2 separate regions of the Homo sapiens genome follow, and region 2 is linked to region 1. The links are chromatin contacts, found by Hi-C or POLR2A ChIA-PET in ENCODE. All regions are on one chromosome and are shown on one strand. The core of a region is the stretch at or near the end of the contact, and the rest is flanking DNA. Distances in the headings are between cores, read along the strand shown. Region 1 overlaps PARD3 (par-3 family cell polarity regulator). Region 2 overlaps PARD3 (par-3 family cell polarity regulator).

Region 1 (3,674 bases), core at 31-2,530:
GAAAATTTTTTTAAAAAAACTTGAAACTTAGCCTATTGATTAGAATTGACTTTTCTAAAGGATTCACGAGGTCAAAGAAACATGAAAAATGCTGCTACAGGATAGAAAAAATGTTTCTCTTAAAAGGTTAATTTTTAAAAGACAATCTTTGCATGACAATAAGTGATCTAAATGCAAAGATTAGTGTTAGGAAAACAAACATGTATCACTTGCTGAAAAGGATCCTACCAACTGAGATGACAAAAAGTTCAAGTAATTACCCAAAGCAGGTATTACTGAGAACAGCTGGTAAAATTAGAAAGAGAGGAAACGGCATGCAGAAAATCCACATAAACTTGCAAAATGACACACCAAGAATGGGGAGTATCCCACTGAAGGACACAGATAGTTCAACGGTCTGGTATTGAAAACACAAGGCTTTGAAAGATGATTAGAACATTGAATAATGGAAAGTTTCAGATCATCTGTTTCCTAAGGAGATTTATAAATATTCCTTCTATACTGGGAGGATTTAATAAGAAATTAATTAACTTTTACATATTTCCACTAGAAGCATTCAGTATCCCTGGAAATGTTCCCAAGCACAACTTACTATGCAGATATAGATAATAATATTGTAATAGCTTTCAATGGCTGAATAACTACAAAATACAAGCCAGCTAACATTATAAACCTCATTTAATAGAATGAATAACATGAGGAGAATATTATTTGAGAGTTGGGAAATTTGGCCAGATATCATAGCTAATATTTCATGTTTCAGAACATCTTTCCTTCTTTCTGTCCCTCTTTCCCATTTGTCTGTTCACACAGACCTGACCGTGATCCAGAAAACATTTAATATGATTTTCTAAGAATGCATAAAAATGCAAAATAAATAAAAATGAAAATAGATGTCAACTTCTTAAAAGTACATAGGTGTGGAAAATGTGTACTTTATAGGAAAAAAAATGATTAGCACAGACCAGTATGTTAACAGTGTGTTAATACAGATAAATTTTTGTTTTCTGATTGTAATTTTATGGGTTTCTCCCAAATTTTTCTGTAGTTTTTAGTATTAGAATAAACTTAGAACTAGAGCTTAAAAAGGTACATTTTTTAAACAAGTGAGAAAGGTGGGAAAGAGAAAACTGAAAAAGGAGGAGCAGTGGTAAGCACGCACTTTCATAAGTCCACAAAACAGAAGCCAGAAAGTAGAGACAGGTTACAACACTGCTTTAAACTTGCTCGCAGTTCTGGAAAACAATCAACTCCGGTTTCCACAGCCAGTTAGAGGAGTAAGCTGAACACCGCTGAACCAGGAGTCAACGGTCTTTACTTGCCCTTGGTATTTCCCCAGTGACTCAGAATGTTGTGGGATGTCAGTATTCCAGGAAAAGCAAAAAGTGAGGGGTTGAGAGGATGTTTTGAGAATAAATAAGTTTGGAGAATGGTGACTCTCTGTTCCTATCTTGGTGACTCATAATGCACATGAACTTGGTAGAATTTTGAGAAATAACAGAGTAGAAAGATACGCATATACTGGTTTAAACAAGTGTTTCTCAAACATACTTGTAAACAGAACACATTCTCTGCTGCTGAACACTGGGCAATCCTGTACCACATAGTGTATATACTACCATTTAAAAATACATGGAGGTATCACTGGAGCAAAAACAACAGAAAGCCAACGTGTGATGCTTGGTCGACAGAGAAATCTATCACGGGGCTTTGTATGGGAGGCTAAGTAGACCTGAAGTTACGTAGATCACTTAATTGGAACATGTTCTGTTTTGAGTTTGGAGCCTAAACCTTTCATGTGGTGGAAATGAGCCAGTAGAGGCGCTGTCCCTAGGCATGCCTGAAACACAAGTCAGAGGCACGAAGCACTGAATTCACATTTTTGCTTAGTTTCTCAGTCTGTCTCCAATGTAGCCAACAGCATCTCTGAAAAAATAGGGTACCTAGGTTCAGTGCTCCAGAATGAGAAGTCAAAAATAGCATGTCGGAAAACCTGTTAACTTCCCCCTTGGTATCACGCCCAGACTCCCCGCTTCTCAAGAAGACCATACTCATGGAGGCTCTAGTCTGAGGCAGGGCAGGGCTAGTAGAGCAGAGCACAGATCCATACAGTGATCTTCCTAGTCCATTTCTCCCATATGGATGGCATTTACTCAAGACCCAACCTCACAGTGTTGGTAGCAAGTGACAGAAAGGGAAGGAAGTTAGCAAGAATGAAGTCAAACTTAATCTTGGACCCGGCTCAGAACAATCTAGTATATTGTCACCATCTAAATAGATCTTAACATTGAAGAAAAAACATTTAAAATTATATTCATAGCCCTTTTAGTTTTTCAATATTTATATCTTGAGCAATATTCAAGATTCCCAGATGTACACAGGCAAAAAAAGTTCTGGTTTGTGGACAATCATAACTCATGGGGGAATGTTGGGTTTTCTATTTTTATATGGAATTAGCCAAAATAATTTTTGGAATTCAAATAGCTACAGTGGTAAATAATATCCCGAGAGGTATTTCACTACTAGTCAGCAGTGAGGGAAAGGTTGTAAGGAGAATATAAGTAGTGGTTTATTTATTTTTATTGATTACTCCAGTCAAAATTTTTTCAAGGAAGCTGCAGTTTCCATTCTCAAAAAGAACACTGCCAATACCACAGACAGAACAGAAAGAACGACATATGGAAGAATGCTTGCCCTATTAAAATACAAGTGCCAAACCTACTCCACCTCCTAGTTCAGTCCGTTTCTTGCATTCACTTGCTCTATTACAAAATCCATAAGTTTAAATAAAACATACTTGCAAAAAGTTGTTATTGAAATACAAAGTCAAAGTATAATAATTTTCTTAAATTATGAGCCTAATTGACTTTTTAATGGACCATTCACTTATTCCTTGACCCTGAAAGATTTTTATTTTAGGCCTCCTGTACATTGTAAATTCATTATGATCAACCTAGTTCCCAGAAGTATTGCATCATTAGAGGTACAGAGATGGAAATTAAAAGCAAAACTGAGAAGTGAACTGTGCCTTAGGCAAATTAATAATACAAGTGAAACCATTATGTAAAAATCATTGTTTGGCTGGAAATATTTGACTAAGCATCATAAAAGTATTTTGGAAAATGTTGATAGAATTCTGCATGGAAACATAGCAGTCACCTTAAACTGCAAGGAAGAAATGTTTAGAAGATGAAAAATAGTACAGGATTAATGAAGCTATCTATCCCCTGTGGCAGGTATCAAGATATAGGGGAGGTATAATGTTTCTGTCGCTCAGATTACTCTCTAAGTAAATTACATATTTGCCTGTGGATGAATCTGAGTTCACACATTTACCTGGTATAGTCTCCTCCTTTAGGGAGAAGAAACTCTTCTAGGATAGAAGTTTATACTTCTGAGTCACTAAATGCTATGGCACACACACTAAGGAACACTATGCACCCAAACCCAAAAATAGTGAATTTACTAATAAGTTTGGGAATCCCAAAATTGATGAGGATTAGAAAGAGTCCTACAAAGCAAGGTGAAATGATTTTTTAAAAATAAAAATTGAGGAGGAACCAGCCGTCTTGCTTCATAAATTTAAAATCCATATTTTTTCCCACATACATTTTCTACCCTGAAAAGCTACAGAGACTCAGAGTAACCATTCTATTCAAGAAAAACCTCAGAGG
Region 2 (3,767 bases), core at 1,055-3,554, 94 kb after region 1:
TTCTTAAAATCCACAAAATATATAAAGGGTAATTATATGATGGCTGACATAATGCTCTGTCTTCCAAAATTTTGCTGATGTGTGTGTTTATGTGTGTGTTTTAAGAAATTTTTCTAGATATACATTTTTACTTGCTCATTCACAGTACATCATGAATTTATTATCTGGAGGAAAACAAGTCTCACCAAACTGCTTTCCTAATCATGGCACTGTTTCTAATTTTGCTTTAAAATTTTCCCAATCAAATCAAAGTTTTAAGGTATAGAATCATTTGATAACTAGACCAGATAATAACAGTTTGAACCACAGTCTGAACCACAGCTTTATACTTTAAAATGTTGCACAGGAAATAAACATGATTTTTTTTTCCTATAATGTTGATTTGCCTTAATTACCTAGGAACTTACAAGGATGATTTATTAAAAAAAGGCACCGATTGATAAAAGTATTTAGATTTAGACACACAGAATTTAAACACAGACACCCCAAACAGAGGAAAATAGTTACGTCTACTGGATTCAAGATTATTTTTAAATGTCCCCTCCCTTTAAATTTTCAGGATTTTATTCTCTTAAATTTTGAGAAGCAGCTGCAACATGCATAATAGACTGACGGCCTACTGGCGTACTCCTTAATGAAAAGCTCACAAGCAATAAATTACATAACCAAGAAAAAAAAAAAGTAGGTAGCAGAAGGGAAAAACAGAAGCCTGGAAGATCAAAATTGGACAAGAAGAACCTGAATAACCTTAAGCTGGCTATATGCTGGCACTAACTCTGGAAAAGGCTGCTTAAGAGCAGTGTCTAAGCTTTGGCAATCTAATAATGCTAACTAGTGCACTCCGAGACACTGAGGAAGAATTAAAGCTTCGGCAAATCACATGGAAAGCTAGTTGTTTTTTTTTTTTAAGTGCTCATTTACAATTTAATAGAGACATCTCCAGATTTAGGATCAGGTGGCATTTTAAGCACAAAATTGGATAACAGTGGGGGGAAAACGAAAAACTGAATTTAAATTGAGAAATAATGCATTAAACATTTTTAAATATAAAGAAGTTTTCATAATTTATTCAAAATCTACTTAAAACAAAAGTGTTCACTTTTCAACCCTATCACTGTCTGAAATTTCCACAAAATCCACATTAAGTTTTAAGACCTGTGTGTAACCAGGGGATAAGATATTATGACTAAAATTTTTTCATTTATAATATTTATAGAAATAGTTTATATAGAGAATAAAATATAGTTATTTTTATCATAACACATCCATACTTGAAGACACAAGAGAATTTGGGCTATATGATAAATTTGGAAACCTCGTTTCTAAAACCTTGTCACTCTAGATTATACAAATTAATTTTTGTTTAGCACTAAGAGCTAGATGAAAAGGATGTATTCCAAAATGATCCAAGTAGAATCTGTTTTGAAATATTTAAAATACCACTTGTACTTGAAATAAAACAATTTTCTTACCACATCAAAAGACAAAGGCAACTCCTCCAATTATGTCATTTTTATATATAAATGAAACCTAGCACTTTTGCAGAAAACCACTCAGAACTATGTACATTTAAGACACTTATTTCATTCACACCAATACCATGTAAATACTCAGATGTATTAATGTATGTATGGAAAGTGAAGGAGATAGGTTGCAAAAGTTGTAAATGCCTTTTCATTTCCTTCATTTATGTCATCCTAAGTAACATGACCTATATTTGTATAATTAATAGCCATGAGGCTTATTGCCACTTAGGTCTTTTTATTTTTAATAATAATTTTTTTAAAAAGGTATTCCTTTTCATACAACAGTAAGGAAGCAAGCATCTATTTGGCTTACTGACATGTACTATGAAAATGTGAAATATGAAAATTTGTCATATGCAGTGTGGAAGATGGCAAGCTTTCAGCGACAGTCTGTGGAGTGACAGTTCTGAAATAATCGGCGTCTCTGTATTCAGTCAGTCCATCTGAGGGTGTACAGTGATGAACATTTGATGCCCTTGAAAATATCCCTACAGTCTGATGTTTAAGTACCCCTCCATTCATTACTGAGGATATCCATTTCTGAAACTAAGGGAGTATTAGAGAAAAGAATGTTTGTATTCAGTGAGGGCTGAAAGAAATATAAGATCTAGAAACTCCTCAGAAAATGTCTCAATAAACATTTGCCATCAGGCAACTAACCCAGACCCCTGGCTGCTGCATATCAGAAATCTTTCATCTACTCTAAATTTACACACCAGTTCCCTTGGGTGGAAGGCGTCTTCCTGGCGAAAGACCAGAAGGCTCACAGTTCCTTCCATCTTGGTGCTTCTCAACAGCGAAACAACTTCCTCTTGGGATTTGCCCACTAAATCTACTCCATTTACCTAAAACAAAACAAAAGTTTTCAGCTGTAATCCTGTGGAAACAACAGGAAAACACACACACACACACACACACACACACACACACACACACACTCTAGGACTAGCCATATCTGCTATGGAACATAACTCATTTCATGCACAATTCTGCCATGATCTGGGAACCACTAAGGTTTTGTGACTAATAAAGAAACTAAGACCAGATATCTAGAAGAGAGGAAGTGGTCAATCTTTTAGTGTTCATCATTAAACCCAAAGTGACAATCACCAGGGCATTGACAAGTACCAAGCAATAAATATTTCAAAAATGTCAAGTTAACACAAAACTTACTGGCTTAGAACAGAGATATTTTGATAGCCTTGTGCATCATAGGTTTTCTTACACCAAAATAAAAAGGTGTTGCTCTTATAAAGGGTAATAAAAACACACCAAAAATATTTTGGTACAGTATTTTCACTTTAAATGAAATTTTACTGATAAATATAAATAAAACACTTTACCTCTAAAAGGTAAACATTAAAGAAACTACAAAACAATATTTTTTAGCAGGGAAGCAATATTTCAGCTGAAATTTTTTCAATGTTATGAGAGAATTCAAGCAGGAAAAAAATTTAAAACAACTTGTTCTTAGGGAATCTTTTATCTAACAGGAAGTATAACATCATTATCAGAAAGCACTATATACTCCACAGAAATGAGAGCATATGTTTCCTTTAAAAGGTATTCTACATTTTTCTTTTTAGACAAAAAAGACATTTTGTCCAAGGCAAATAAGTTTATAACTTAAATTACAGTATCAAAATTTTCCTGTAGTTAAAATATATTTCAGAACATTTCCCCTTCTGAAAAAAATCAACCTCATATACCTCAAGGTACTACTATTAAGGAATTGCAGACAGAAGGACTGAATTCAAGTTCCAGTGGAGACTCTTACAAAATAAAACAAGCTACGACTGCACACATGGGCTAATATACCACTCAATTTATACCCCAAGGACAAGCGGCCTTTTCAGGAAGCAGAACCCTAAACATAATTTGTACTCAAACAAAAGAAAGTGAAAAAAAATCTAGACAATTAAGTCACTTGATCCTTTTTTCTTTGTATGATTCTAATTATCTAGACACTCAGAGAAAATGCACGTAAGTATCAATATTGTATAGCTACAACTGTAGATACTAGAAGGTTGGGCTTAAAGCATGCAAAAATGAAGTTTCCATTTTAAGACAAAGATGACAGCTATGGAAATAAAGCCTAACTCGAAAGACATGCAGGTTGCAGGTCTTTCTCACTGCTTTAAAATAAAAAGGTTTTTCTGATATGTTGAAAGTAAAGCGATTATGTGATAAAAGAAAAAAGTGACTCAATAATAAAGCAATTATCTTTAGAAAGAAAGACGG

What was found. A loop is a pair of places that touch in the nucleus more often than their neighbours do. ChIA-PET counts read pairs that join two places held with the same protein, here RNA polymerase II (POLR2A). Pooled maps may share reads with other maps.
Region 2: a pooled map shows a loop between it and region 1 (2.5-fold over the local background). The contact joins two enhancer-like sites. A Hi-C loop is called at or near these places in 1 of 168 maps with a recorded cell type or tissue (astrocyte of the cerebellum), 2 of 37 single-sample maps with no recorded cell type and 3 of 50 pooled maps. POLR2A ChIA-PET finds 5 or more read pairs at or near these places in 2 of 52 experiments (OCI-LY7 and T-cell).

Annotation. Positions count from the first base shown.
Region 1 is chr10:34,279,396-34,283,069 of GRCh38, forward strand. The region is part of intron 21 of PARD3 (par-3 family cell polarity regulator); the gene reads right to left. Among named protein-coding and RNA genes, the nearest start is that of LINC02629, 380 kb to the left of the region's middle. Within about 2 kb of position 1,281, at least 11 of the 41 ENCODE cell types and tissues checked have a DNase peak (open chromatin) inside an H3K27ac peak, as active enhancers do.
Region 2 is chr10:34,372,632-34,376,398 of GRCh38, forward strand. PARD3 (par-3 family cell polarity regulator) reads right to left here. Exons shown (of 25, transcript NM_001184785.2): 11 at 2,243-2,371. Among named protein-coding and RNA genes, the nearest start is that of PARD3, 440 kb to the right of the region's middle. Within about 2 kb of position 2,305, at least 2 of the 41 ENCODE cell types and tissues checked have a DNase peak (open chromatin) inside an H3K27ac peak, as active enhancers do.